Linked DNA regions of Mus musculus: region 2 is linked to region 1. Evidence: chromatin loops called from intact Hi-C (ENCODE). Cell type or tissue: left cerebral cortex. All regions are shown on one strand. Links, peaks and the distances in the headings refer to the core of each region. The heading gives the core; the rest is flanking DNA.

Region 1 (15,113 bases), core at 3,502-11,501:
GCCTTTTGTAAAATCCTGAATGAAGAGAAAAGGAGGATTCTACCACAGGCACTCTCTCCTCACCTCTCCCAACTTAATTAGATGCAATATTGGCTGTTAAAAACATTAGGATCGCCCTCGGAAGATGAAATAAGAACACAGGCTTTCCTAACTGACTTCTATATAAAAGAGTGTCAATGGGGCTGCATCAAGTCAATGCTAAGACTGTGCATCTATATAGGATAGGTGCCAGCCAAATTAGCACTAATATGATTTGAATTATGAGTCCTATCAAGAAATAAAGGCTTAAAAAAAAAAAAAACAAAAGGTTTGGAGGATGGAACTGGCATGGTTTCGATTTTGCGACAATAGGACCCCTTGACGATTCCAAGTCCATTTTACACTTCAGAGAACCCAAATGTCATTTTCATTTTATATATTAAGATTTTATTCTCTAGAGGAATAACAGTTCTAAGAAACTTTACTAGTTTCAACCCACACAATCATTACCAATAGCTAGATCTCAATTGTATTTATCTGGTAAGTACAAGGCATGGTCTCCAAGCTGTTCTTGCTTTTAATGAGAAGCACTTTAAGCCCGAAAGTGTCCTAAGCATCAAATCAGTATCTAGTATCAACAGCTACTGTTAAGGAGAAGCAGTTTTATTTACAAGCTCCAAGAAGCAAATCACATTTTATCAAATGAGTATTAGAGTGAAGCCAAGAAACATAAGCTCTGCTCCTTTGCTGACAGGCAAGGCTACCCTGAATCACAATCAGAAGACCTGGGGTCTAATTCTAGATTTACAAATAACTACATGACCCCAGGGAAACCAGTTAAACCTTTCTTTCTATTCATTTATCTAGAAATAGGGTTTCACATATCCCAGGCTAACTTCGAATTCACTGCATAGCAGAGACCTTGAACTTCTGACCCTCCTGCTCCCTCCTCCCTAGTGCTGGGACTACAAGCATGCTGACCACCCTGTTATGTGATACAAAGGGTCAAAGCCCGGGCCCTGCTTTGTGTAACCTAGGCAAACATCCTATCAGAGTTACACTTCAGCCTCTATGTTCACAAATTTTAAAAGTACATTTAATTTGACCTAAGAAAAGATGATTGTTGCAGCATGATTTACATTAGCAAGATGCTAAAAATTACCTAAATGACCACTGAAATAATCACTCCAATAAAAAGTAAATGCTCATAGCCTACTATTCTGAAGTCTTCATAGCACATTAGAACAAGAAAACATGTGAGAGACTAGGAATGGTATAGTAGTGGACATGTAAAATTTTATCTGCATATCTGCATAATAACATGTATGAGTATGTATGCACACACGTCTTTCTTTCCTTCCTTCCTCCCTCCCTGCCTGCCTCTCTCTCTCTCTCTCTCTCTCTCTCTCTCTCTCTCTCTTTCTTTCTTTCTTTCTCTTCTCCCAGCCCCCACCACCAAGACAGGGTTTCTCTTTGTAGCCCTGGCTGGCCTCTGTAGACCAGGTTGGCCTCAAAATCAGAAATTCACCTCCCTCTGCCTCCCGAGCGCTGGGATTAAAGGTGTGCGCCATCACCGCCTGGTTTATCTGTCTTTCAATATGATATCACTTGGAAGGCATGTTTAGAGGGCTTGGTAAGATGCTTAACAGTGACTACTATATTATGATTTAATTTTAGGTAATTTTTGATTTGTTTATATTTTCTAGTATACATATAGATGTATATAATTTTTATAAGAGAAAAATCTTAACTCAAAAGTCTAATCTGTATATGACACTGACATTCAGTTTATGCTAATGAACTTCATTTCCTGCGACTAGAATTAGACACAGGAAGGGAAAGTGTGTGATTCAAACAGTTGCTCTCACCAATTCACAAACCTCACTGGTCACTGATTCCAATCTCTCTTTATGACAGAGTAATGGAGCCGTACTCCCTGATCCAAGGCCAATGTGCCTGTGCTCTCCACCCACCCCTTCAAGCCTCTCAAGAGACTTGCATTCTTCCCTTCACCCCATGTAGTCTGCCTTTGTCTTAAGAATTGAAACATTTTGGCCCCCGGAGACGCGACTCAACAGTTATGAGCACTGGGTGCCCTCCTAGAGGACCTGGGTTTGAGTCCCAGCACCTATAAGGTGGCTCATATCCAAAAGAAACTCTAGCTCAAGAGGATTCAATGCCTTCCTCTGGCCTCACTAGGCACCATGCACACAGTTGGTGCACCAACATACATGGAGACAAAGATTTCAAAATCTTTAAAAGAATTTAAGCATTTCAAGCCAATTGTCCTAGAGCAAACAGTAAATGCCGACTCCACTTCTTTCCTTGGCTATTACCTTCTCTTCCTGACAGGAGCCAAACCCTGAAAAAGCTGTCTACATTCTCCACACATTCCTCACTCCATTTAAATTCCCCTCCACTGGCTCCAGTCATCCATACACTCAGAGGCCTGGGAAATGGCTCCAACTATACTCAGTGCCACACTGCATATCAAAACCCAACCAAGAAGCCACAGTCCATAAAGCGCTCTACTCAAGACCTGCCTGCCCATCCCCAGCTCCTAGGCATAAAGGCAAGGGCAATGGCACACCCCTGAAATCAGTGCTCTGGGGCCCTGGCCCAATGACTAGCCAAAATGGGAACCCCAGCTCTTGTGAGAGATCTAGTCTCAAAAGCACAGGGGAGAAATGACGGAAGTTTACCCAACATGGAGCTCTGGTCTCTCCATGTATCACACGGATTTACAAATACATGCACACAAATAAACCGAACCTGTAACCTTTCCTTACAAATGTGTCCCCTCTCCATTAGCCCATCGGTTTTCTTTTTCTATTGTTTGTCTCGAAAAGCTTTCTTGAAACCTGCCCTGAAGATCATTACCAATAATCCCAGCACTCAGGGTGAAGGCAAGATGATCAAAAATTTGAGGCCATGAACTACATACATAACCTTGCCTCAGAAAACCCCAAATACACTCTTCACCCAAGAAGAAAAAACTTCTGCTAAGACACAAACTGAATGTATGTTGGAATTCCATTTGCTAAGTCTTGAGGAATGTATTATTACCGCTGAAGTAAGGCTAGACCTTTGAGTCCTTTACAGTCTCCTCTGAATCCCACCATTGCTGCAGTCTCGAGTATTCACGGATACTGGTCCTGTGGTGGTCCTCTAGCCCTTGCCCACGGCTCCTTCAGAGTAGATAGCTTCCTCATAAGAGTGTGCAGAGCAAACTCGGTCGCCTCCACAAGGACAACTCTCATCTGTCCTGTCTGTGTGACTCTGGCTCCTCCTGCTCCAAAGTCAGCTGTTTCTTCAAGACAGGGGACAGCTGCTGTCTGCCTAGTCCTGACCCCACTGACTGGAAACTCTCAAAGTAGTAAGCTCTAACAATCAAAGGGACATGATCGTGTGTTGCCCTATCTCCAGCATTAATAAACACAAATTTCCGTATATTTTGTCACTAAAAGCTTATCTCTAACAAACCCAATGCCATTTGAGCTTTCCTTTGTTTGTGCATGCCACTGGCTAAGCGCTCAGGAGAGAAAGCCAGAAACCATGCTTGACAACGTTCTCCCTTCTCTCTCAGAGCAAATCTACCAGGACTTGCCTTTACCCTTTACCTTTCTCAAACTGCCTCTCTCTCTCCATGGCCAATAGTCGCCTAGTTCAGTTCTTGGCTACTGCAATGACGTTAGTTACCCTTGGTCGAATTTGGGCTTACCGCTATTCCTGAACAAAAATCATGACCCCAAGAAGCAGTTGGGGAGGAAAGGGTTTATTCGGCTTAAACTTCCATACTGCTGTTCATCACCAAGGAAGTCAGGACTGGAACTCAAGCAGGTCAGAAAGCAGGAGCTGATGCAGAGGCCATGAGGGCCATGGAGTTCTTTACTGGCTTGCTTCCCCTGGCTTGCTCAGCCTGCTCTCTTATAGAACCAAGACTACCAGCCCAGAGATGGTCCCACCCACAAGGGGCCTTTCCCCCTTGATCACTAATTGAGAAAATGCCTTACAGTTGGCTCTCATGGAGGCATTTCCTCAACTGAAGCTCCTTTCTCTGTGATAACTCCAGCTGTGTCAAGTTGACACAAAACTAGCCAGTACAATTGACCCCTTGTCAACTTGACACACAAACACATCGCTAGTAAGCCTCAACCCTTACATTCTTATTCATTCCCAAGATCTAAATAACTTTAAACGACCCACAGTCTTTACATATTCTTAAAATTTCAATCTCTTTAAAATATCCATCTCTTTTAAAAATCCAAAGTCTTTCTACAATTAAAATTTTCTTAACTGTGGGCTCCACTAAAATAGTTTCTTCCTTCAAGAGGGAAAATATCAGGGCAAAGTCACAATCAAAAGCAAAAATCAATCTCCAACCATCCAATGTCTGGGATCCAACTCATGATCTTCTGGGCTCCTCCCAAGGAGGTCACTTCTCCAGCCATGCCCTTTGTAGCACATGAGTCGTCCTCTAGGCTCCAGATGCCTGTACTCCACTGCTGCTGCTCTTGGTGGTCATCTCATGGTACTGGCATCTCCAAAACACTGCATGACCCCTTCAGTCCTGAGCCGTCAATTGCAACTGAGGCTGCACCTTCACCAATGGCCTTCCATGGCCTCTCACAGTGCCAAGCCTAAGCTGCTCTGCGTAACCCCTTCATGCCTTTAAAACCAGTACCACCTGGGCAATTCTTACACATTACCAAGTCCAGCCTCAGCGCAAGGTACAACTTTGGCTATCCCTGGAACACAGCCTCTTTGTGCTTTCAGAAAACACTTCCCAGAAGATGTCACCTCAATGAAGCTAGTCTCTTCTTAATCATCACTAATTTCTTAGCTCCAGCTAACCAGCATCAATAGTCCCAGTAATCCAAAGGTTTTGCTTTAGTAGTTCTGGTATCTTGTTAATCACAGCTGATTTTTCAGCCCCAGCTGACCAGAACCACAGAATCTTCAAGGTCCAAAATAGCAATGGCCCTGAAAAGTCTTTAATTTTCCCTCTGAAATTTCACAAGCCAGACCTCCATCTTCTGCACTGTTCTCAACATTATCTTCCAAGCTCCTACACAACATCTGACAGAGCTCTTAACACCGAATGGATCTTCAAGCCCAAAGTTCCAAAGTCCTTCCACAGTACTCCCCAAAACATGGTCAGGTTGTCACAGGAACACCCCACTATGCTGGTACCAGTTTGTCTTAGTCAGGGTTTCTATTCCTGCACAAACATCATGACCAAGAAACAAGTAGGAGAGGAAAGGGTTTATTCGACTTACACTTCCATACTGCTGTTCATCACCAAAAGAAGTCAGGACTGGAACTCAAGCAGGTCAGGAAGCAGGAGCTGATGCAGAGACCATGAGGGCCATGGAGTTCTTTACTGGCTTGCTTCCCCTGGCTTGCTCAGCCTGCTCTCTTATAGAACCAAGACTACCAGCCCAGAGATGGTCCCACCCACAAGGGGTCTTTCCCCCTTGATCACTAATTGAGAAAATGCCTTACAGCTAGATCTCATGGAGGCATTTCCTCAACTGAAGCTCCTTTCTCTGTGATAACTCCAGCTGTGTCAAAGTTGACACAAAACTAGCCAGTACACCACACCAACATTCAATTTTTATGTTCTATTTGCTTCTTGGGCGTCTCCTCACATGTGGCTTTAACTGGAGCCCGTGAGTTGATGGTATCTCTATTTGTTTTCTGGGTTCTATATCCACATATTCTATTGTCTCCTAGATAGCCTGGACACACACTTAACAACTAAATTACCCCAAACTTCTCAGAGATTATCTTTTTCCTACTGTTTATTCAAACTTTAAACAGAAGTTCTTTTTCTTGAGACAGATTCTCACATAATCCAGCCTGGCCTTGAACTTGAATTATGTAGCCACGGATGACCCTGAACTTGATTCTTCATTCCTAGGATTACAGGTATCTGCTCTCAGTCTTAATACCTATGCCTCCTTTAGCGTTTCTACTGATGCAACAAAAACACCATGACCATGACCCAGAAACAAGCTGGAGAGGAATGGGTTTATTTGGCTTACACTTCCAGATTAGTCCATCACTGGAGGAAGTCGGGACGAAAACTCAAGCAGAACTAGAACCCTGGATGTAAGGGATGATGCTGGGGCCATGGAGGGTGCTGCTCACTGGCTTCTTCACATGGCTTGCTCAGCCTGCCTTCTTATAGAACCCAGGACCACCAGCTCAGGAATGACACTGACCACAATGGGCTGGGCCCTCGCCCATCAGTCACTAATTGAGACAACACCTTACGGCTGGATCTCATGGAGGCATTTCCTCAACTAAGGCTCCTTCCTCTCTGATGACTCCAGCTTGTCAAGTTTACACACAAGATCAGGCAGTACAACCAGAGTTATTTTTCATCCTCTACCCCACTACATTCTTTTCCACTTACAAATTTACCACTATAAAATATGAAGGTCATGAAAGTATGGTTTGGATTTTTTATTGATTTTACATAGAATTTTTTGAGACAGGGTCTCATGTAGCTAAGGCTGGCTTCACACTATGTAGGCAAGAATAAACTTTAACCCCAGACTTTTCTTCCTCTACGTACTTTTATTCTTCACCTGCTGAGAAAACAGATATGTCCCATTATGCCATCTTTCTGTGGAGCTGGGGAATCGAACCTAGGGCCTCAAGTATGTTTGCCAAACACTCAATTGAGCCTCAGCTCCATCCCCTAAAGCTTGTGTGTGGAGGCCAGACTTTAGGTGTTTTTTAGGTGTTTTTCCTCAAAAGCTGTCAACCTTGTTTTTGAGACAGGGTCTTTTAACTAGCCTAGAATCTGTCAAGTAGGATGGGCTGGCCAGCTCGAAAGTCCCAGGGTCCCCTATTTTTTTTTTTACCTCCTCAGCCCTGGCTTTTGTAAAATGTGCATTCTGAGAACTGAACTCTGCTCCAAGTACTTTACTGACTAAAGTATGTCTCCGACTCTAAAACTTTATTGAAAGACAAGAACAAAACAAAACAAACACACAAACAACCACCAACCCTGGGAATAATAAATATTTTGGGGTCAGAAATATCACTTTAGCTCTGTTTTCTCATTCCATATCCAAAACAGACTTGTCAGAGTCAACTGTTCTCTTGAAAGACATCTTACCCCAACATCTGGTCTTTAACCTCTTAAAACAGTCAACCAACTGTTTTATTTTCCTAATCAAGAGATTTCTCTAGCTATATAAAAATGTACCTTTTAACAAACTATTAATTTAGATGTAATGGTTGGAGATACTTTTCATTTATATATGTCAATGTCATTATTTCTCTAGTACCCACAGCAAAGTACTTTGTATTCTTTTATAAAGTCTCATGCAATGTCATTTCTTCTCAGATTATATTTTCAACACAAGCCAGCAGACAAAACAAAGGAATTAATATTTTATCTAAGCCAGGAAATACTGTTAGGTTGGAATCTCCAGCTTATCAATAACTAAACATTAAAAAAAAACAACCAAAAACCAGAATATGCCCTTTTATTTCCCCATGAACACAATCATTCCTAAATTTAAAGCCTAGGAAGGGATCAACGTCCATCAACTCTATTGGAACTACTGTTTAAAATGAATCTGACAAACCTTCCCTGTTTTATCTCTCCAACCAATGACTGCAGTTCTACTCCAGACTGACAGGCATTCTCAGGGGCTCTGCTTCTACTGTATAGTTAATACTGAGCATTTAATTCTCCAACTACAAGCAAGACAGCCCAAAACATAAAACTTGGCAAATTGGCCAACATTTGCAAAGATGCACATGGCTTTAATCCAGCATTTGAGAGGCAGAGGCAGGCAGATCTGTGAGTTCAAGACCAGCCTCTCTACAGAGTGAGTTCCAGGACAGCCAGAGCTACATAGAGAATTCCTGTCTAGAAAAACAACAACAACAACAACAAACCTCAAAAAACAATAAAGATGCTTCTTTATGTTTTTAAAAGTGTATTTATTGTCTACAATGTTTGCATGTGTGTATGTGTGTGCATGTCCACAACTGGTGCCAGGAGAACATCAGATCCTCTGGAATTCAAGTTACAGGTGAGTTGCCATGTATGTGGGTGCTGGGAACTTGGTCCTCCCCAAGAACAGCAAGTGCTCTCAACAGCGGAGGCATTTCTCCAGCCCACTTTGGGTTATTACTGAGACAGCTGTCTTGCAGTCTTCCTTCCTTCTACAGTGCTGGAATGACAAGGGTGTGTGCCACAAAAGACACCAACCAAATCATCTCTTGCCCTTGACCTAACAGTTTTACACTCCTTTCTCTCCCAGACTTGTACTTCTGCAAGAACGTGCCAAAGTTGGAAAAAAACCCTAGCATTTACTTTTTAACCTCAGTCTTTACTGTGAAAGCTGACCAATTGTTTTTAATTGGCAAAATGACTCTTATTTAGAAACAGTATATTAAAGAATTAAAAAATTCTCAGGAAAACAGGGAATGAATCTTTTAAATAACTTCCATTATTTTTAAAATGGTATCTCAATTTCCCTAATTTTTATTAGTATTTTCCCTAAATAATATAAAGTCAGTTGTAATAGAAATTAACTATATTTGTATTTCCTTCCTGACAGTTACCTATGTTCCTACTCTCAAAACTAAAAATAAAACTGCTGATTTTATGTTTTCTTTTTTAAAAATATATTTATTTATTTATTGGGCAAGGTGTGGTATCACACTTTTAACCTCAGCTCTTGGGACAGAGCATGAGGTTCTCTGTGAGTTCAAGGCCAGCTCATGGTCTGCATAGGGAGTTCCAGGTCAGTTACGGCTACATAAAGGCCCTGTTCAAAATTGTACGTACAGCCGGGTGTGGTGGCGCACGCCTTTAATCCCAGCACTTGGGAGGCAGAGGCAGGCGGATTTCTGAGTTTGTAGGCCAGCCTGATCTACAAAGTGAGTTCCAGGACAGCCAGGGCTACACAGAGAAACCCTGTCTCGAAAAATCAAAAAAAAAAAAAAAAAAAAAAATTGTACGTACGCGCGCACACACACACACATGTATAGGCATACTTGTATTTATGTTTTGTATATGTGCACATGAATGACATCCTGCATATATGGAGGTCAGAGGGTCACTTTCTTATCTTATACTGTGTGGGTTCCAGGGACCAAACTTAGGTTATCAGACAATAAGCAGAGTTATCCATCCACTGAGCCACCTCACTGACCAATGTTCTGCTTTTTTATGCTTAGAACTGACCTTACATGTGAGGACTTTCTGTCAGTAGATGTTCTCTGATATTTACATTATTTTTAATGGCTGTGTTATCCTTTAAGAATACAGAACAGTTTACCTGGTTATCCCTCTAATTTCCATGGACCTATTTGGTCTTTCTGTGATTACAGCACTAGGGTCTGAACCCAGGATTCAAATGTTATCATTGAGATTCATCACATACACACACTACTTACTCTAAATATACATCTTCTTGGCTAACATATATTGTAGTATTATACAAAATGATACTTTGAAAGCAATCTTATCCTAATTGATTTATGCCCTGTCTGCTCTCCTCTATCCTGCCCCTCCTCCCCAAATCAGAAGGGAGTAAAAGACCAGAAGCATTTTATGGCAAAATCCTCTTTGTGAGTAAAACCATTTCAGATGCAATGTTGGGTTTATAAAATAACTTGACTAATGGATAAAAGATATGAATGCTTATAAGCCTTAAAGGTAATTTAAGGATTTGTGCATCCTAATTTGTTAACCAAGGGAAAAATGAGAAATACCGGCATGTTCTATTTCCCATTATCTTAATACATTTTAAACAAAATACTTGAAAGCTAAATTGACAATTTCTAATTATGAGAAATAACCTTGATCCTTTCAAAGTGGGGATCCTAGAGTTTATACTGTATTATTATCTAAACAGGAACACCACAGTAATGAGTATGGTGAGATGTTATGGTAATGCATGAAACAAAAGAAATCATGTTAAGTTTTGAATGGTATTTGAAAAAAAAAAGATTTATCAGCCATTTTTATAGTACCTTTGAATCAAGTTCCCAGGACTTATTTTTTAGGTTATAATAATTTAAATGTATCCCTTTTTTCCCTTGCAAGACACGGTCACAGGCTGACCTGAAAGTCAATAGCCAGCGAAGCCTGCCTGCCCTTCAACTCCTGATGCCTCTCCTATCACCTAGAGTCATTAGAGATGTACACTGCCAAGTCCAGATCTGAATTTATGCTCTCTTGATTCTCCAGCCTTAACTATAGAGATGATCAATATACATGGAAATGGGGGTTACTTTCACAGGTGTTTTTGTCTATCACAGACAATGAAAACAAATTCTAATTCCTGATGTTAGTAGGAAAGGAGAGGTGGGAAGCGCCTTTCTGGGAGATGAGATGCCCATGCATTTTCTCTAACCACATAGAAATTGCAGTCTTCATTCTTAAGATGAACTAAATTGGTGCAGATACAATCCAAAGATAGCTATGCAGCAATTTTTTGGTACCAGTTACTGTCAGTTCACATTTAGATGACTTTTGCTGTGTTAATCAAGCATCTTATCTCCCTTTCTGACTTCCCCGTCACTAATGAGACCCTGAGCAGTGTGAGAGTCTGGGATGTGCCTCACCTAGCGCATCATTTGTCTAGCATGCACAAGATCTTGAGTTCAATCTCTGCATCACATAAACCAAGCGGGCCTGGTGGCTCGCACAAGTGATCCCAGTCTTCATCAGGAGAATTAAGTTCAAGGTCTTCCTCTGTACACCCGAGTTTGAGGTCAGCCTCGGCTGCAATGAAACTGCCTCAACAAAACAAAACAAGCCAAGCCCTAGCATGCTGAAGTCTAACTTCACCTCATCTCCTAAGGTGAGTCTAGATGCTTGCCCAGAGCTTGAAGATACACTCTGCGCTGTCCTCCATTCTCACGTCCCTTAGAGCTCCATCCTCAACTTCCTGCCTCTGGGCTCTCAAAACCCATTCCGTCTGACATTACCCGGGATTCCTACAGGCGTGTGACTGTCCTATTAAACAGTCTTCAGTGGTAGACATTTTAGGAAGAGGAAAATAAACTTAAGGTGGCTCAAGCCGTTAATCCCAGCACTTAGGAGGCAAAGGCAGGCAAATCTCTGTGAGTTCGAGCCCAGCCTCCTCTTCAGAGTGAGTTCCAGGACAGCTAGGGATACACAGAGAAACCCTGTCTCAAACAAACAAACAAACAAACAAACAAACAAACCAAAACAATGATACAAACAAACAAAAAACCTAAGCAGGTGCCCCTGTGTATCTATATGGGCAAGTATAAATCCATGAATAAAGGGAATAAAAGGAGCCAAGAGACATCAGATGTTTACAGCAGTCACCTCGTAGTGATAAGCTATGGTTGTATCTTATGCTGTTCTAGCCTGAGTTCTACCATCTGGGGTCCTTGGAAACTCACTTCTATCACTCACACCATTCAATACAGTTGTTGCTTCCAAAACTCTACTTAACTCCTAATATTCAAACCACCTATGTTCCCTTCCATTTCTACCCATGAAGATTCTACATGTTCTTTAAAATTCATTTCCATTGTGGTGGTGGTTGTTGGTGGTGTGTATGTACACCCATAGGTGCACATGCAGAGTCAAGATAGCTTTGGGTGTCCTCTTCTGTCATTCTCTGTAGTAAGAATTCTGGGATTCTGTTTTTTTTTTTTTTTTAAAAACACAGAGATATTATAAGAATGTGCTTTCGGGGGCTGGCAAGATGGCTCACCAGGTAAAAGCACTGACTGCTCTTCCGAAAGTCTCCCTCTCCTATCTAGTGCTAGAGAAGAAATGGGCGGGGGGAGAAGAACCCACAAAGTGGCACAGACCAGCTACAATACTCCACTTTATTATTCTCTTCACACAGTGTGCAGGGAACATGACGCTGGCCACTGAGGGAACAGAGAATTCCAGTATCTCCTGTTCCTATAACGTAATACTGGGGTTACAGACACACATGGCTGAGCCTGGTTTTTTTATGTGGGAGCTGGGGATGTTTATTCAACAAGTGCTCTTATCCACTGAGCCATCTCCTCAAGTCTTACCCCCACCCTCCAAAAACCTCAAAACTCAGAGCTTCTCTGTGTCGTCCTGGCTGTCCTGAAATTTGCTCTGTAGTCCAAGCTGGCCTAAAATCCAGAGAATCATAAAGGTATGGACCGTCTCCACCCAGTGAGTCTATTATTCTCAATGTTTCAAACAGTGCTACAATGTTCCTTTTTCTTGCCTGGGGCAGACATCAGTAACTGAGTATCTGACTTCTCTAGGAGCTGGAAAGATGGCTCAGCCTTGCACTGTCTGCTCTCCCAAAGGTCCTGAGTTCAAATCCCAGCAACCACATGGTGGCTCACAACCATCTGTAATGAGATCTGATGCCCTCTTCTGGAGCATCTGAAGACAGCTATAGTGTACTCACATGTAATAAATAAACCTTTAAACTGACTTCTCAGAAATCAGAATCCTCAATTCAGTGGTTCTAGACAGGCCTTACTGATCAATTTATACTGACATAAAAGGAAGCATATTTGCTCTTCCTGTAGCAGCTTACACTGCCCTCTTCTCTCCAAAACAATGACTTCTTTGTTTTCTTACAGAACTCATCTCTCTAAGGTCTATTAAGAGTTATTACTTACCACCTCTCCCCTCCCTCATAGATTTGAATGTGCACAGTGAAGTGATGGTATTTTATTCAGCCTCATGTCCCTCCAGAGCCTGTGTGACATCAATAGCTGCTGAATGGGACTTCTTTTCTCTCTCTTTCTTTCTTTCTTCCTTTCTTTCATCAGATCATTCAAAATGACTTAATGTTTAAAAACCTTATTTTAAAATACTTTAATTTTTCTTAAGGACAACTAGCCCAAGTTTATTCTATCAATTTTTTATTTTTTATTTTATCAATTCTTGTTTTCATTTAACATGGCATTGCCTGATAGTGCAGAATAACACAGCCGAGTCTAAGACTGCAAGACAGACTACAGACTACAGTAAGAGAGGCACCCAGGCGAGCCCATTCTTAGAGCCTTTATCCAAGGATGAGAATGGAACTGAACAATCACACCTTTAGAATGTTGACGATCCAACCTCTGCAATTCAGTACAAAATACTACTTTGGATAATAAAAAAACTAAAGGACTCTGAGCATCGAAAATATACATTATTTCAAAAGGGAAATGAGTTTTAAAAAATGAGATGGAGCAATGAAAAAAAAGGAATGAATGAAAAGAAAAAGAAAAAAAGGAAAAAGTTAGACAAACAGTCCGATAAACCCCACAAAAACTGCTTTACTGGCTAGAGCAAACAGGGCCGGAGCGAGCAAAAGTCCTGAGTTCAATTCCCAGCAACCACATGATGGCTCACAACCATCTGCACAGCTACAGTGTACTCATATACATTAAATAAATAAATAAATAAATAAACAAACAAACAAACAAACAAATAATTTTTTAAAACCTGCTTTCCCTAAATCAAAAGCCCAGTTCAAGCAGTATGGCAGATTTAGAAGGACTGTAAGACCTATGCTGCCATCTAGAGGTGAGATACGAGATGATTTTTTTTTTCCTTTTCACCAAGGACACAGACACAGTACAGCCAGTATTGAATAGGTCATATTATAAAAGCCAGACAAGAAACCTTGACACCAAAGAAGTAATCCTAGAGTGTAGAGTCACAGTTAGCCTCCTTTAATCACAGATTAAAACTTGAATTCAACAGGGCTAACTGTCCTTAGAGCTAGATAGACACTGTGGTCCATGCCTCTGAATCCTAATACCTGGGAAGCGGAAGTAGGAAAACTACCTTGAGTTCAAAGCCAGTCTGGCTATACAAAGCAATATCCTGTCCCATAAGCAAAGTATGTAGGAGGAGAATAATTTCTCAATATAGTTAGCTACTTTTCAAAAACACATGCACACAGGGTACTAATAGAAGAGTTTGGAAACATTGGTTTTTTCTTTGGTACAACCACTTTATACCATACATTGGTACAAACTTCAACAATGTAATTAATTGAGTGAAGTAACAGGTTTAAATGTGGGCTGGCCAGATACCTCAGTAGTAAAGAACTCAGCATACATTACTTGTATAGGATATGATTTGGTTTCCAGTTCCCGTAGCAGGTGGCTCACCATGACCAGTGACAGCAGTTCTGGGGCAGCGGCTGCTTCTGGCCTCCTTGGGCACTCAGAAGCATGCATGCACACATATATGCAGTTAAAAATGAAATAAATCCTTTGCAAGTTCAAAATGAAGTCTCAATTATTGTTTTTACATAAAATGTTGCTTTTTAAAACTCTAAGAATCTAGCCAAATAACAATCTCACTCAAACTGCTAAACGAACATGCATGATTAAAAATTATCTATGAACTCACCAGTCTTTAACACCATACTAAATGCTTTCTGCCCAAGATCAGAAAGACAAAAAGGACATCTATTCTTACCACTTCTATTCACCACTGTGGTGAAATTTCTAACTAAGATAATGAATGTGTTGTGTGTGTGTGTGTGTATGTGTGTGTGTCTGTGTGTGTGTGTGTCTGTGTGTGTGTATCACAAGATCTACAAACACTACTCCTCATCATTAAAACACCAATTACTTAATACTAGAACAATTTTCAGAAGCTTTCATCCTTTGAGTTTTAAGGAATGAGCTTCATTAGATAACTGTGTCATTCCTCTCAGGGTATCAACAACTGGCCATTCCTTTATTCCACCAGCAAACATTTACACACTGCAAACTTTCTAAATGCTTTCTGCATTTAGACTACATACAAAGGCAGCCTCAAAAATGACTGTTATCTTAAAAAATTACATTTAGTCCAAGAGCTAAAACAAATATAACACATCCCAAGAATGGCAACAGTACCGTAAAAATGAAACGAATCTACACAAAGAAGTTATTGTATTCTAAAACCTGTACTCCAAAAGGGTTATCTGACAGATAACCATGTATCAAATCAAAGTGTAGGGTAAGGCTCACCTTTCAAAAGATACAATCTAGTTATCATCAGCACTACAAGGTTCTTGTTATTCATGTACTAACACTTAAGGATACTGTGAACTGACAGTTATGCTTTGAGGCTAAATATTTTTTGCATTTTTCATCTCATCATCTTCATCAGGGCAGATATTTGC
Region 2 (15,113 bases), core at 4,433-12,432, 280 kb before region 1:
GTGGTAGCTGTGCTGTGTGTGATGCCAGTGGGGATGGCTGTAATGGATTCGGAAGCCATTTTGGAGGCAGTAGACACAGCAGCAATTTTGATAGTTACCGTAATTCATCTTCAGATGCTGGGCCTGTGATGGGAGGTAGCTCTGGAGGCAGAAGCTCTGGAGCCTGTGGTGGTAAAAAGGTGCCTAGCTAAACCACAAGACCAAGCTGCCAGTGCAGGAGCTCTCTGTGGCAGAAGGTTCTAGTTATAGCCAGGAAGTAAAGCTTAGCAGGAGAGGAGAGCCCAGGAAGTGACGGGGAAGCCTCAGGTTATAAGTTAAGACCTCAGCAAAACACAGTAGTGGTGGTGAGAAGAAGACATGTTTTAGAGACTCCTCGTGTATCTGAGCTGTTTCTGTGACTAATTGCGAAACAAGTTGTTTTAGTTTCTGTTCTGTGGAAAGTGTAACACATTCCAGTGACGGGGGTTGGGGGGGTGGGGGAGTGTTTTGTTCTGTTTCATAATTGTTATTATAACTTTGGATTTTGGGTTTGTTTGTTTGGTTGGTTTTTTTAGTTTTGATTTTTAGATTTATTCTATAGTTTTTACCAGCATGTGTGCATATTTAGTACATGCATGTCTGGTGCTCACAAGGGTCAGGGGAGGCTGTTGGATCCCCTAGAATTAGTGTTATGGATGGTTGTAAGCCACCATGTAGATGCTGAGAACTGAACCCTGGTCCTCTGGAAGAACAACAAGCCTTCTTCCCTGCCTGGGTTACTCTCCGTTGCTCCCTCCCCAAGTGAAGGGTTTTAATGTACAGTTTTCTTGGTCTGTGTTGTTGATCAGAGTAATAGTCTAATCATGATGCTGAATAAACATGTCTTTAATAAACTAAAATTAAGAGTCCCTGAGAGGGGCTGGAGAGATGGCTCAGCGGTTAAGAGCACTGACTGCTGCTCTTCATAGAGGTCCTGAGTTCAATTCCCAGCAACCACATGGTGGCTCACAACCATCTGTAATGGGATCTGATGCCCTCTTCTGGTGTGTCTGAAGACAACTACAGTGTACTCACATATATAAGATAAATAAATCTTAAGAAGAAAAAAAAAGAGTCCCTGATGATGACCTGGCAGGTGACGATGCCTGCTCTGTCGCCAAGGCTGACACCCTGAAGTTGAACCGCAGAATCCACACTTTGAACAGGAAGTCTGACTCCTGAATCTTGTCCTCCCGCCTCTGTAGATATGCTGTGACCTCTCCCCCACTGACTACGTGTACTAATGTAATTTAGGCATTGTTATTATTTAAAAATGAAACAAGTGAGACCCAGCTAATACCCTAGATCTCTAAAATGCCCTTACAATGTGTAATGTTACTGGAGGAGACGGGTCTGGGCCCCGGCAGCCTTGTCCTCCGTGTGTCTAAAAAGACAGTGAAAGCTTGAGAGAGGAAACTGAGTGTGGTCACACTGGGAAGAGGAACAAATCCAGAGGCTTAGTGAGCTCTTCCGGGTCACTGACAAGGCTTAGGTCTAAATAGAAGGCAAGAGGTCAAGGTATTAATGTATCCTTAGCTCAGCTCCTGGCCTGTCTCCAAGTTGTCAGAACCCTGTGACCTTCCTACATGGCAAGTTCCTTCTTCTGCTGGTACCAGGGCTCAGCTTTTCCCTTCTTCCAGTGGGGAATTCCAATTTCTTGGGGTACATTGTTTTCATAGCCTGATAGTCAGAGGGAGGCACGCGGTGGTAATAATACTTTCATCCCTTCTGCTTATCTTGCAGTGTAGGGGCTAGAGAAATGAACTTCTTTTTAATCTTCCATGGCATCTGAAGGATTACCTGCCACTGCTGTGCTAGACTGTGGTATTTAAAACTCAATGACAGAAGTCAGTGGTCCTGGGAGAGAGATAAGGTTATCTGTCCCAGTAGCCTGATTCCCTTGATGGAGAGCAAGGAAAGATACCAGCTTCCTTCATCACGTGACAGGGCTAGGTATTGAATGTGACTCATAGGGATGGAGACCCCATAGTTCGGGACCACCTGATCTTCTGGAGTCACCATTCCAGCATTTGATGATGTATTTGACGACTTGACTTAGAATTCACAAACGCATAGCTGCCTTCCACCTGACTCCCTGTCTTCCTAGGCACTCAGTCCCAGAACAGCACGGCCTTGGTCCACGGCATCCTGGAAGGGATCCGGGTCCCCTTCCCTATTCCTGAGCCTGACGGTTGTAAGAGTGGAATCAACTGCCCCATCCAGAAAGACAAGGTCTACAGCTACCTGAATAAGCTTCCGGTGAAGAATGAATACCCCTCTGTAAGTGACACCGTGGCTGAGGGCACCAGGCCCGCCCCGGGGCTGGGAGTGAGATGCAGAGACTGGGGCAAAGAGCTGGTGGTGGAGCTGGGAAGGCCTAAGGGAGAGGAGATGAGTTGAGGGACCCAAGGGTGCCATTTTTATAGCCCTAGCCCTCACCGCCTCCCTGTGTAGTGGCGATATTATTTCTGACTTACAAGCGAAGAATTTTAAGCTTCTGGTATTACATAATACAGAGTCCAAGTCCACTCTACCAAGAAGTCTTAGCACCTAGATTTAGAGGTAAGACTCCTAAGTCCAAAGCCTGTGCAGCGATTTTAGCCAGGTAACAAATAGTTAAAGGTAGAAACTGCCTTGGCAGCATCTTCAGGATCCTGGTTTCTCCTCCATATTCTTAAGGAGAGAGCAGGACCACTTAGCAGCAGCACTTGGGTGTCTCAGTGGAGCTGGGCGCCCCTCCAAGCCGACTTTACATACTCGCTAGCCACAGGTGCTGGAGTGGTGTCCCCTAGGTAGGGATTGTGATAAAAATAAAGGACATAAAGCAAGTGCTCCCCCCCCCCATTAAAAAAGGGGGTTACTTCATTGTTTTGTTCTAGAATTGTTTGTGTTCAGAAAAAAATCTCACTTGGTAGCCCAGGTTGGCTGGCTTTGAACTCCAGGCAGTCCTCCTGCCTCAACCTCGAAAATTCTGGAATTACAGACATATGTCATTAATCTTCACAGGTGTTACTTTTTTTTTTTTTTTTAAGGAAGCCAAGTAGAACCCAGATGTAATTTGTTTCTAGAAAGAGAAGTAGAAGACTAAAATATCAGTAGTCTTTAAGACAGTGGTTCTCAACCCCTTTGGGGCCTAAACGACCCTTTAACGAGGGTCACCTAAGAAACACAGATATTAACATTATGATTCTTGACAGCAGCAAAATTACAGTTATGAAGTAGCAACGAAAATAAATTTTTGGTTGGGGTCACCACAACATGAGGAACTGTGTTAAAGGGTCACAGCATCAGGAAGGTTGGGAACCTCTAGTTTAAGGGTTGTTGGAGACCCTAAAGATTTATAGGTGGCAGCGTCAGTATGCAGAGATCTGTCAGAGCCTGATTCACGGTAGGTACTTTGTATTTAGTTTGAAAAGTTTAAACTGTTAGTTTAAAAAAACAGTAACGCCGGGTGTGGTGGCACACAAGTCTTGCAATCAAAGCCAGGTTTTCAAGAATGTAGATGTTATTGTCCCTCAAGTGTTACATTGTGAAGACAGTTTGAGGGACAAAGGTGTCTGTAACTAATGATGGGCAGCCCCTTCCCTGAGTGCTCAGGTTAGAGAGGAACCATGAATAAAGAGCTACTTGATTAGAATTAGAAGTGGGGGCTGGAGAGATGGTTCAGTGGTTAGGAGCACTTGATGCTCTTCTAGGGGACCAGTTAGTTCCCAGATGCCTATGGCCCCTCACAGCTCTCTATAACTCCAGTTCTAGGGGCTTCAATGCCCTCTACTGGTCTACTAGGACACTGCGTGCACATGGTGCTCTTATATACTTTCTGACAAAACACTCATACTCACAACTGGTCCTAGTGGCTCATTACATCTTTAAAACAACAAACAAACAAACAACCCTGTTGATGAACACCTTTAATCCCAGCTCTCAGCAGGCGGATCTCTGAGTTCAGTGCTAGCCAGCAATACATAGTGAGATTGTCTAAAAAAAAAACAAAAAAACCCTACAAAATTAGAAGGGACAATGGCTCACACTTCCAACACATAGAAAGCTCAGGCAGGAGGATCACTATGGGTTGAAGGCCAGCCTCAGCTATCTAGTGTATTCTGGAGGTCCAGGCTAGCCTGGGATGAAGAAGTGAGACTATGTCTTAAGAAACAAAGTACAAACAACAACACAGCTCATAGCTTCAACATGAAGAGTCAAGGTGGCGATCTCAAATGAGAGATGAGCAGAAATCATCTTAAGACCTGTGCACGGTGGTGCTGTAATCCTGGCGCTCAAAAAGGCGGGGCAGGAACATCACTGTGCGTTCCAAACAGCCTGGGTTGTGTGATAAGTTCCAAGCCAGTCTAGGCTTTGATGTGAGAACCTGCGTTAGAAGAAACAAAGCAAGATGGGGAGAGGAGGGAGGAGTGGGGGCTGGGGAGGGGGACGACACAGTTTAAGGAGGTGAAGTGAAGTTCTTTTGCTTCACAGGGTGGTGACCCTTGACATTATTCAGTTAAACATGTCTTTGGACCACGGGTTCTCAACCCTTCCAATGGTTTGACCCTTTAATACAGTTCCTCATGTTGTGGTGACCCCCAACCAGAAAGTTATTTTTGTTGCTAATTCATAACTGTACTTTTGCTACTGCTATGAATCGTAATGTAAGTGTTTGTGTTTCCCCGTGGTTTTGGGAGACCCCTGTGAAAGGGTCATACAGCTCCCCAAGGGGTCATGACCCACAAGCTGAGGACCAACCTTGTGCTTGGCCATCTCCATTTCTAGCTAACAAGAAAGTTTCCTTACAGCAAGGAATCTTATGAGACTCTGTTTATACGCCTCTGATCTAAGAATGAAACCTGGGAATGTGCACCTATAATCTCGGCACTCAGGAGGCAGAGGCCGGAGGACCAGAAGTTTGGAGCCAGTCTGAGCTACATAGCAAGTTCTAGGTCAGCTAAAGCTGTGTGACAAAAACTCTGTTTCAACAAAGGGAGGGAGGGAAGAAAAATAGGAAAGAAAAGAGAAGGATTTTAGAATTACGTTTGATAATCAGGTATGGTGATCCACCTATAATCCCAGTAGTCAAGGGACTGAAGTAAGGGGGTTACCACAAATTTAAGGCCATACTACATAGTAAATTCAAAGCTAATCTAGCTAGCTAACAAGACTGTATCTTCTAAAAAGAAAACAGAGCCGGGCGATGGTGGCGCAGGCCTTTAATCCGAGCACTCGGGAGGCAGAGGCAGGCGGATTTCTGAGTTTGAGGCCAGCCTGGTCTACAAAGTGAGTTCCAGGACAGCCAGGGCTATACAGAGAAACCCTGTCTCGGGAAAAAAAAAAAAAAGCACTAGCTGTTCTTACAGAAGACCCAGGGTTCAATTCCCAGCCCCAAGAGGCAGCTCACAACCATCTCCAGTGCCAGGGAGCTTGGTTCCCTTCTCTGCCCTCTGTGGGTATCAGGGACACAAGTGGGGCACATACACACACATTCAGACAAATGTTCATACACATAAAAAATGTTTTTGTTTTTTTTTTTAATGTAAGCAGGAAAGAAGGGGGAAAGAAATAGCACACTTAGAAGACTACGTTCATAAACTGGACTAGGTTGGAGGATACCGTTGACTAACAGGGCTCACTCTTCTGAGCTTAAGATCACAGGTAGTGGGCTACCCTAATCTGGCTTCAAGGTGATAGATAGGACTTAAAAAGAACCGGAATTGAAAGTGCACGCTTAAGCCAATTATGGATAAAAATCAAGGTTCCAGTTTCATTTTTTCCAATTCTTTTTCTCTTTTCCAGATAAAACTGGTGGTGGAATGGAAACTTGAAGATGACAAAAAGAATAATCTCTTCTGCTGGGAGATCCCAGTTCAGATCACAAGCTAGGCTCCTTGGCGCCTGTGTCTGTGTGGGCTGAGAGGCCATGGACGGAGTGGGGGGGAAGAAACAGAAATCAGACCCGAAATGGAATCAGTGCCATATGATGAACAGAATTTCAAGAATGCTGTTTTATGCCTTTTAACCTCCAAAGCAGTAACTGCAAGCCTACTACTCTTGAGAGCGCGCTCAGAGCCATTGTCCCCCGAGATAGCCTCTGGGGAGGCTTCGGGAGGGAAAGGGGAAACTGGAAAGATTAGATTGGTGTCCATGGCTGTTTGCTGTTGGATTACAGGCAGGTTCCACCAGACAGGATGGGACGGGGTTGCTTAGGGATGTCAGATAACTTGACCCAGGGCTATGGATCCACTGTGAAGGATGGCTTCCCAGAGTCTTCTGGCTGCCTGGGGGTGTTACCTCCCCTGTTTCTAAGTGCCTCCTGAGTCCCCAGCCCCTGGCTTATCAGTCAGATGAGTCTCCTTGGTAGCCTCTGCCCCATCGCTTCAGCAGTAGCGACTAGCTCTCCTCGGTATCCAGACTGGCTGAGGGGCAGTCTGCCGCAGAAATTTGTCTCTGAGTGGCTGTGTCTTTGTGGTTAGCTCTCGTTCTTTGGTAGTTTTCATTAAAGCCAATACTTGGTTGCAGGTGCTTGGTTTTGTTTTTTAACGGTATTTGTCTGTATCCTCTCTCTGCATGTAAGATTGAGCCTCCCCATAAATTCTAACTTGCCACTCCTGCGTGTGTGTTCAGTCTGTGGTTGCCTACTTCTTCCAGATGGCAGCCTCCTAGGTCCATAGCAGGCAGCCACCCAGTTCCGAAGCTCTAGAGAAGATGTGACTCACAGGACTCACGGGCACCGCCTCTTTCCTCGTTTTTATTTATACCAGCTAGACTTTATCCATAGAAAGTGGCCTTGTTCTGCATTGCTGTCAGTGTGCCTGAAGCAGCAACCACCACCTAGCACCACTTGAGGAGGCGTGGTGACGGGGACACTACGCGCCCTCATGGGGAAGCCTAGAAAGGAGAGGGAGGAAGAGGCTGTGGCTCTATGGAGGCAGGAGGGATGTGAGTTCCAGGCCAGTCCGAGTGGCAGCATAGTGAGATCCATTTAAATAAAGAAGTAGGCCCAAGCCGACAAGGGGCAGAAGGGTCGTGAGTTCCACACCAGCCTGGACTTAACCACTCTGCCGTCCCACCCTTCCCTGACTCAATTTCAGTTCTAGAAGGCAACAGAGGCATGAAGACTGCTGCAAGTTGGAGACCAACCCCGTCTACAAAATGAGCTCAAGGCCAGCCTGAGCTAAAGGAGACCTAGTCTCAGATGGGGAGAGAGAACATCATAGCAGATAACAGTTCCCTTTACTATATCTCAAGATGACTGACAGGTATGGTCATGGATCATAGTTTTTGGTAGGGAATGCACACGCTGTTTTTGAGATGAGGTCTGACGTATCTCAGGCTGGCTTTGAACTAGCCATGTATCGGAGAACCTTGACTTTCTGAGCCTCCTGCTTCTACCTCAAGTGCTGAGATTGCCAGTGTAGGCCCCCATTCATAAAATCCGAATAGCATAGGACTGGAGGCTTGCGGGTTTTTTTTTACCTGTGAGTTTCCCAGGCAAACCACCAGGGGGCAGCAATGGGTCAATAATGAAGTTCTTACCGGTGACCTGTTCACCCACTGTACAGAGGTCTTTTGTGTATCCTTTCACCCTGAGCCCACCCTATCTTCCCATATGAGTCAGAATCATGTGAACTCCAAAAGTAGTTACCTGCTGAGGTCGTTGCTTCCAGCTGCCCGTGGTTAAATTTTGGCTCCTCCAGTTATTCAGCTGTGAATGTGAGCTGTAAGTGATTCCATCTCTCCGTGCTTCAATTTGGATTTTCCTAATCCATTGACCAGGGACAATGGTAGCGCCATGTGAAGTGAAATGAGGCATGTAAAACACGAGTCAGGGCGTGCGGTATACACGCTGTCGGTGTGAGCCATTGTGCTAGGCTGCTCTTTTTGTCTAGAAATAGGAAAATCCGGAGGCTCAATCTCATGTGTAATGTGTCTCAGAAAAACATAGCTATCGTCTGTGTGGGAGCTTGCTGAGGGGCCAGGAGAAACTCACTTCTGTGTTTGCTGACTCCCTTTTCCCAACAGATTCTTCTTGCCTTTTTAGCTCTGCAACTAACAGCTCTCAAACCCGAAAAAATGGGGGGTGGGAGGAGGAAGCTCTGTTAGTGCCCTTGTGTCCTCATCAGAACAGGAGGTGACCCAACAGCTTAGGACTGTTTGCTTACGGGCCACTGGGAGGCTCAGTGGAGCCTGCAGTTGTGAGATAGGTAGTCTCCCATGGGAGGATTAGTTTGAAAGGTCATCCCTACAAGAAAGTTCACAGTCATTAACACAGAAGCCTTGAATCCTAAGCATACAAAGGGCCCCGTGTTTTCTACTGCCTGTCTCTGTGCAAACCTTGAGTCTTAGACCCACTCTTCCCTTACAGGAATCTGAGGCAGGTAAATCTCAAGATCCCCAATGCTATGGTCTGATCTTCATACTAATAAAAATCAAGGGGTGGAATCATTTCAGATCCTGGATGCCTGATTTTGAAGGAAGTTGTGTGTGTGTGTGTGTGTGTGTGTGTGTGTGTATGTGTGTGTGTGTGTTAAAAAACAGGGCTGGAGATGAGGCTTAAAGGATAAAAGGTCTCCCCAGAACCCACTAACAAAGCGAGATGTGGGGCTGAAGAGATGGCTCAGTGGTTAAGTACATTGGCTGCTCTTCCAGAGGACTGGGGTTCAGTTTTCAGCACCCACATGGTGGCTCATAGCTCCCTGTAACTGCACTTCCAGGGGGTCAGACACCCTCTTCGGGCATGGCATACACATGATACACGGACTTATTTGGGACTGGGGAGCCATGAATCGAGGGTAGGAACTGTGGCAAAGCAAAAGTGGGGTAAAGGTGTGTCCAAACCCCAGAAATCTGATCCTGAGATTGGCAGGAGTAAGGTCTCTGCACCCCCACGTCCCCCCACCCTCACCCCTGCTCTGAGCCTTCCTGTCCTGGAGCATGAAGCTTGGGACACACACACACACACACACACACACACACACACACCGCCTTTGCCCCCTGGAGGAGGCTACACAGCCAAGTAGCCAGGTCAAGCTTCCTCTCCCTTATAAGGTCATGTCCATCGGTACCTGGAATTCCTCCTTATGCAAATGAGACCCCAGCACCCTGCCCCAGGCCAATGATGTACATTCACTCCAAAAGCCCCTACCCACGCCCCAAAGGTTGCGTAGCAGCCTTTGTTCCCCCATTGGAGCTGTCTCCCAAGAGTCTGTTCTTGCTGCACTCATAACTGCCTGATCTGAAGCCACTCTGGTCACCCAAGGTGGACAGAGACGCGGAGCCTGAACAGCAGCAGACTTACATGCAGGCGAAACACCCATAGGCCTAAAAGAAATAAAATTGGGGGGGGGGGTGAAATCTGGATGCATCAGCTTGCCTGCTGTATGGGGTGGCAAACAAATTCCTGTCTTAAACTTGGACTGACATCCAAGGTTGTCACTGCCATACAAGGAAAATGACAAACTGATATCCTCATCAAATGCACACTAATAAGTAATTATCTGAGCCTGGCAGCAAATGCCCATGGTCCCAGCACTAGGCCGTAAAGGCTGGAGGATAAATTTAAGGTCATCCTTGGCTACAGCAAGTTCAAGGCCAGACTAGGCTACCTGAGATCTTGTCTAAGGAGGGAAGGTGGGAAGGAAAGAAGAAAGAAATATGACACGATTCACAGATAAAGCAGAGTTATTCCTGAGAATGCCCCAGGCATAGGAAAGGACTAAGTGGGTAAGGTCAATTAAAGAAATACAGTCGTGGATAACCATTTTCTTTAGAGAATCCAAGAACAGTGCCCCCACAGTGGGTTGGTTTAGGGACAAAGTTGTGGTACCTAGGAGCAACACTGCCACAGAGTCAGTAGGGTGTTATTCAGAATAAGCGCTTCCTCCAGAGAAGCCCTGAGGGCTTGCTGAAAGGCCAGGATGATCAGTGGTGTGTGTTGGGAATGTGGATGGATATTGCGGTGTGATTCAAGGTAGAAAGTGGCTGTGGGTCCCCCAAATATCGACTGGAAGCTTTGAGAGGAGTCCTCTCCAGAGGAGCCCCGGGCCTAACCTTCAGCTTATAAACTGAATCCGATTCACTTACAGCTGTCAGTTGACTAGCAACTAGATGGTCTGAGTGTTCGTTGCTATGGAAACAGCTAAAAGGCCCATTGCCATAGGAACCTACCATGTTCTCCAGACCAGGGATTTGGTTGCTGAAAAGACCCGGAGGAACCAAGGAGCTTGCATAAGTGAGGGTCCCACCAGAGAATGAATGACACATGTGAGAGGCCAGAGCTTCCGCTGTCCCTGATCTGTCTGCTCGTTGCCCTCAGTGGTCACAGAGCACACACAAGTACTTGTCCCCATGGACAGTGAAGGCATAGATTCTGGAGCAGGCTTGGCATGCCAGCATTACCATCCTCCTCTCCAGGGTCTCTGAGAGGAAAAATATCGTGCTCTCTCTGGCAGGCCCCTCTCCACAAACCATATGCCCCAGCAAAGCAGCCAGCAGGTGAAGGGATTAGCTTAACTCTGACTGCCAGAGGGTCAGGCCACTAAGGAAGTTGGCAGGCAAAACAGATGGCTGCTGGTCTTGAATGCGGCAGAGAAACTGGGTGTACCAGATCAGAAAGCGGGAGGGCAGGCCAGCTGCGGCAGTCTGTTCTCAGTGTGAGAGAAACACACCACGCTGCTTCCTGCACCCCATGCATCCCCGTTCCTCTGCCAGGCAGATCAAAGTATAAAAGTCATGATTTGATGAGGGATCCTCAGCGTATCTGAGCAATGAATGGTCACGAGATTCTTGTGTTTCCCAACCAAGGGAAGTGACTCTCAAGTCACTGGTTAGTGGCAAAGGGAGAACAAAGAGAAAGTTCCTTAGTGGCTGTGTCATTAACCACTGTAAATTGTCAGTGTCATTAACTCTGCTGTAAATGTAGAGACTGAACGGATCCAACTAGGTCCCTCCAGGTCTCTGTGAGCATGAACCACTGGGATTCTAAGGGGATGTTTGGGCATAATGGACAGACAGAGATCATGGACTTGTAAGGACAACATAAACTTTAGGAATCCAGAGAGGGTTTGGGACGGAGGCTGGGGCTAAGCAGACATTTGAGAGCCCACCTCCCGGAGGTTTAGTTCAGAGGACTCATGAGATGTGATGTTGATTCTTTCTCCTATTCTGTCCGTCTGCTGGAGTTTTGTTGGTCTCAATCCCTCCCAGTAGGCTTTACAGCCTGGGAAGCCGAGCACCAGAGAGACAGATGCCCCCAGAACCTCTGGGGGAGGATGTCACTTTGAGAAGTAGTCGTTACTTACAGTTTGACTTTTAGTTGGGTTTGCAGCTCCCTACCTCCTTTGCAGTTCGTTGACTTTGGATCCTTCACAGGGCCTCTGTGTCCTCAGCTGTCACAGAGTGAGAGAATCCTCACAGCCTTTCAAAGGAGTTCTATTGGCATTAGTATCGCTATCCTTGGTGAGGAAGGAAGGTTGCAGCCATGGGAGCTGACAGGGGCCTGGAGTCACAGATAGGGGATTTGAGTAAATGCCTAGAACTCAGTGATCAGCAGTTTTTCTTCCCTCTTTATTTTTTGAGACCGTGTCTCATATAGTCCCGGCAGTGCTTGTACTCTGTGTAGTTGAGGGTGACCCGGAACTTCTGATCCTCCTGTCTCTCCCTCCCAGATTCTGAGATTACAGGTATACACCACCATGCCTAGCACTCAGGGACACTTATTTATATAAGTGTCTTTATGGGGGACGAGTGCCATTTTTTTTTTAATTTGAATAGGACCATTTAACACTCTAGTACCCTGGTCTCCAAAAGTGACAGAAAGAGGAGCAGTAGCTGGCTTGGTTTCGTTTTTTTGTGAAGGACACTGGAGTGCCCTATCCCAGGTAGGCAGTTCCAGAGAAAGGTTGGAGCTCACACCTTCTGGAAGTCAGCTGTCATAAGCCTCTGGGACTGGCTGCTGATGTAGCCTCACGTCCAGCTGACCTATGAAACACTCCCTGGCCATAACCTCCCTCCTCTTCAGGCTGTATCTTTGGCACACAAAGCCTCCGGTCCCTTTGGCTTCTGTCTAGGGTGCGGTGAGGCCTTTGGCTCCATAGCTATAAGTCATGTCATGTCTGTGCGAGGGCGACAGGAAGCACATCTGGCTCGTGCAGCTGTCTCCCTGTGGTGTACTCAGTGTCGGCAGCCTGCGGTGGCCGCCGCAGATTCCCACCAGACTTGCCAAGGTGTGACTCAGTGGGAACAACGCCCAGAGAGCTCTGGAGCATCTCCTAGAACAGTAGTTCTAACCTTCCGAGTGCCGTGACCCTTTAATACAGTTCCTCATGTTGCCGTGACCCCAACCATAAAATTATTTTCATTGTCCCTTCATAACTGTCACTTTGCTCTGCTATGAATTGGTAATTTAAATATCTGATATGCAACCCCTGTGAAAGGATCATTTGGCCCCCAAAGGGGTCATGACCCCACGGGTTGAAATCCACTGTCCTAGACTATGGAAGCCCAGGACTATCTGTCCGCTTTCTAGGTGACTGACACAGAAAGCCTAAGCTTAGGAAATTCACCAGAGGAAGATAAAAGCCTCTGGTCTGGCCCATTGGCTGTGAGGTCTTGTGTCAACCATTTAACCTTTTAGTTAGATGCCTCGCAGAGCTATTGTCCGGACAAAACAAAGGACGCTTGTGCACATGTAGTTTGAAAACCAGAGTGCTGAGAACTCAGTCCCTGGGGCTGTCCTACTTGGGTCCTGTTGGTTAGAGGAGCTAGCTGAGCTCATACACAGAAACCCAAAAGCCGCACAGGAAGAACAATGACCTAGATTCAATCACAAAGAAAGATATTGGAGGGCTGGAGAGGTGACCTGGTCATTAAGAGTTGTGTACTGCTCTTGAAGAGGACTTGGGTACAGCTCAGGACTGGAGCTGACCTGTCACCTGTCACATTTTAAAAATGATTTTTTTTGGTTCGGTGGTGCTGAACACTGAACCCAGGCTCTGGGGGCACCGGCAAGTATCTGTCAGGGAGTTAGGTCTTCCTTTAGCTGGACTCAGGATCTTGTTAAGTTGCCCAGGCTACCCTAGAACTTTCAATGTAGCCAGACTACCATAGCCTCCCAAATGCTGAACTAGGATACTTTGTTGTAAAGCAGACCTGTGAGGATACAGAAGTCAGGGGCAATTGTATCTGTCCGTTAGCCATCTTGATTGCCCTGCAGTCTAGTTGAGTGTTGAGCTTGGCCAGTGTGAGGTTCTTGAGGGTTTTTGTTTATTTTTGTCTTTCAAGACAGGGTTCCTCCAGAGTTCTGGTTGTCCTAAACTTGCTTTGTAGACCAGGCTGGCCTCGAACTCTTAGAGATCCACCTACCTCTGCTTCCCAAGTGCTGGGATTAAAGGTGTCTCCAGCCCCAATGAGAGGCTTTACAAACCAATACTCACTGGGCACCACGGCTGTGCCATGGACTGTGTTAGGTATTGGAGGGTTTTTTGTTGTTGTTGTTGTTGTTTTTAAATCAAGGCATGGTCCCTGCCTCCAAGGAGATAAGAATCCAGGAAAGAAAGGTCAGCAGCAAGCCATCCCTGCTACACTGGGACAGTGCCATGGCAGTCAAGGGTGCAGAATGGCATGGCAAAAGAAAGAACACCATAAATGCTCTGCTCTGGGAGAGAAGGAGCTAGGCGGGATTACTGTTCAGGGAATGGCTGGGAAGTAAGATGTGTAATACTGAACCTGATCTTCATCCCTCCATCACCAGCCCCCGCCTTCACTCCACAAATCTGTTCTTGCCTCTTGTTCTCTGAGATTCTCCTCTCCACTCTGTGGTATTGGGGGGGGGGGGGGGTACATGTGTGCATGGGGATGCAAATGTGCATTCGTCCATGGGGAAGCCAGAAGTCAGTATTTGATGCCCTCCTTAGTCACTTCCCACCAGGTTTTTGTTGTGTTTTGTTTTATTTTGTTGAGACAAGGTCTCTCACTGAACCTAGGTCTAGGAAGGCTGGCCAGTGGGCTTCAGGGATCCACCTGTCTCCCTGCTCCGCAGCTCTGGGGTTACAAATACTTTTGTTCGTTTGTTTCTTGTTTGTTGAGACAGTGTTTCTCTGTGCAGCCCTGGCTGTCCTGGAACTTGCTCTGTAGGCTGGTCTCTAACTTACAGAGATCCACCTGCCTCTGCTTCCTGAATGCTGGGATTAAAGACGTGCATCACAACTGTCCATCTTAAATACTTTTTTATGTAAGTGCTGGTTCCCAGCTCAGGCCCTTGCACTTGCATGGCAGCCATCTCCCTAGCCTCAGCTATGGTTTTGTCTGTTGAGAAGAGGTCTTACTAGGTAGCCCAGGCTAGTCGCAAACTCTTGCAATCTTCCTGCCTCAGCCATTGAGTCCTTGTATTACAGGCATAAGCCACCACTCCTGACTAGAATATTTGTAAGAATGGGTTCACATCCTACTGAGCTCCTAGTCTTGGCTAACTGATTTTTACTTGAAGTCCCTCCAGCTTTATTTACTCTCGAACAGGTCAGCCTATTTGGCTCTGTCCTGGCTTGGCACCTGAGTATATATACACACACAGTTATGGTCATCTGTCTGAATTCTAGGACCCAGGTCCCCACCCTCTGTCCAGTCCTTCTTACAACACTTCTCCTTGTTCTGTCTGCACTCCAACCACATTGGCCTTCTTTCAGTTCCTCTCCTTTTTCTTCTCCTTTTTCTCAGCCATGAGACTCTTACACAAGCATTTGCTGTGCCAGAGGACCCGTGCCTTTACTCCCAGTCCTTTTCTTCTTGCTAACTCTTCTTGCTAGCTGTGTTTTGCCTGAAATGTCTCTTCCTCCGGGAAACCTTTTCTGACCATTTCCCCTGACCAGGTCAAGCACTTGGCTATAATTCTCAGAGCTTCATTCTAACTTCTTTGTGGCACAATTCAGAACTACAAACAGTTGTATCTTCTCCAGCATCTTACATGCATCACTGGGGTACAAAGGTTTTTGTTTTTCTGCTGTGTTGTTTGTTTTGTTTGAGACAGGGTTTCTCTGTGTAGCTCTGACTGTCCTGAGACTAGCTCTGTAAACCAGGCTGGCGTCGAACTCACAAAAATCTACCTGCCT

Evidence for each region. Peaks named below come from ENCODE experiments on the same cell type or tissue, not always from the same donor. Only the 100,000 strongest peaks of a DNase experiment are listed, where the experiment ranks them.
Region 2: a loop joins it to region 1, with 3 times the contacts of the local background. A loop is called at or near these places in 4 of 42 quality-filtered maps.

What each region holds. Positions count from the first base shown.
Region 1 is chr12:84,467,303-84,482,415 of GRCm38, reverse strand. All of the region lies in intron 5 of Lin52 (lin-52 homolog (C. elegans)), which reads right to left. Among named protein-coding and RNA genes, the nearest start is that of Lin52, 23 kb to the right of the region's middle. In left cerebral cortex, for the core only: no CTCF peak of the experiment used is centred there; no DNase peak of the experiment used is centred there.
Region 2 is chr12:84,747,905-84,763,017 of GRCm38, reverse strand. Npc2 (NPC intracellular cholesterol transporter 2) reads left to right here. Exons shown (of 4, transcript NM_023409.4): 3 at 2,126-2,298; 4 at 5,806-8,459. The coding sequence ends at 5,892. Among named protein-coding and RNA genes, the nearest start is that of Npc2, 18 kb to the left of the region's middle. In left cerebral cortex, for the core only: a CTCF peak has its summit at 7,493 (motif pointing right); DNase peaks (open chromatin) are centred at 7,546, 7,860, 10,198, 10,580 and 1 more place; H3K27ac peaks cover 759 bases.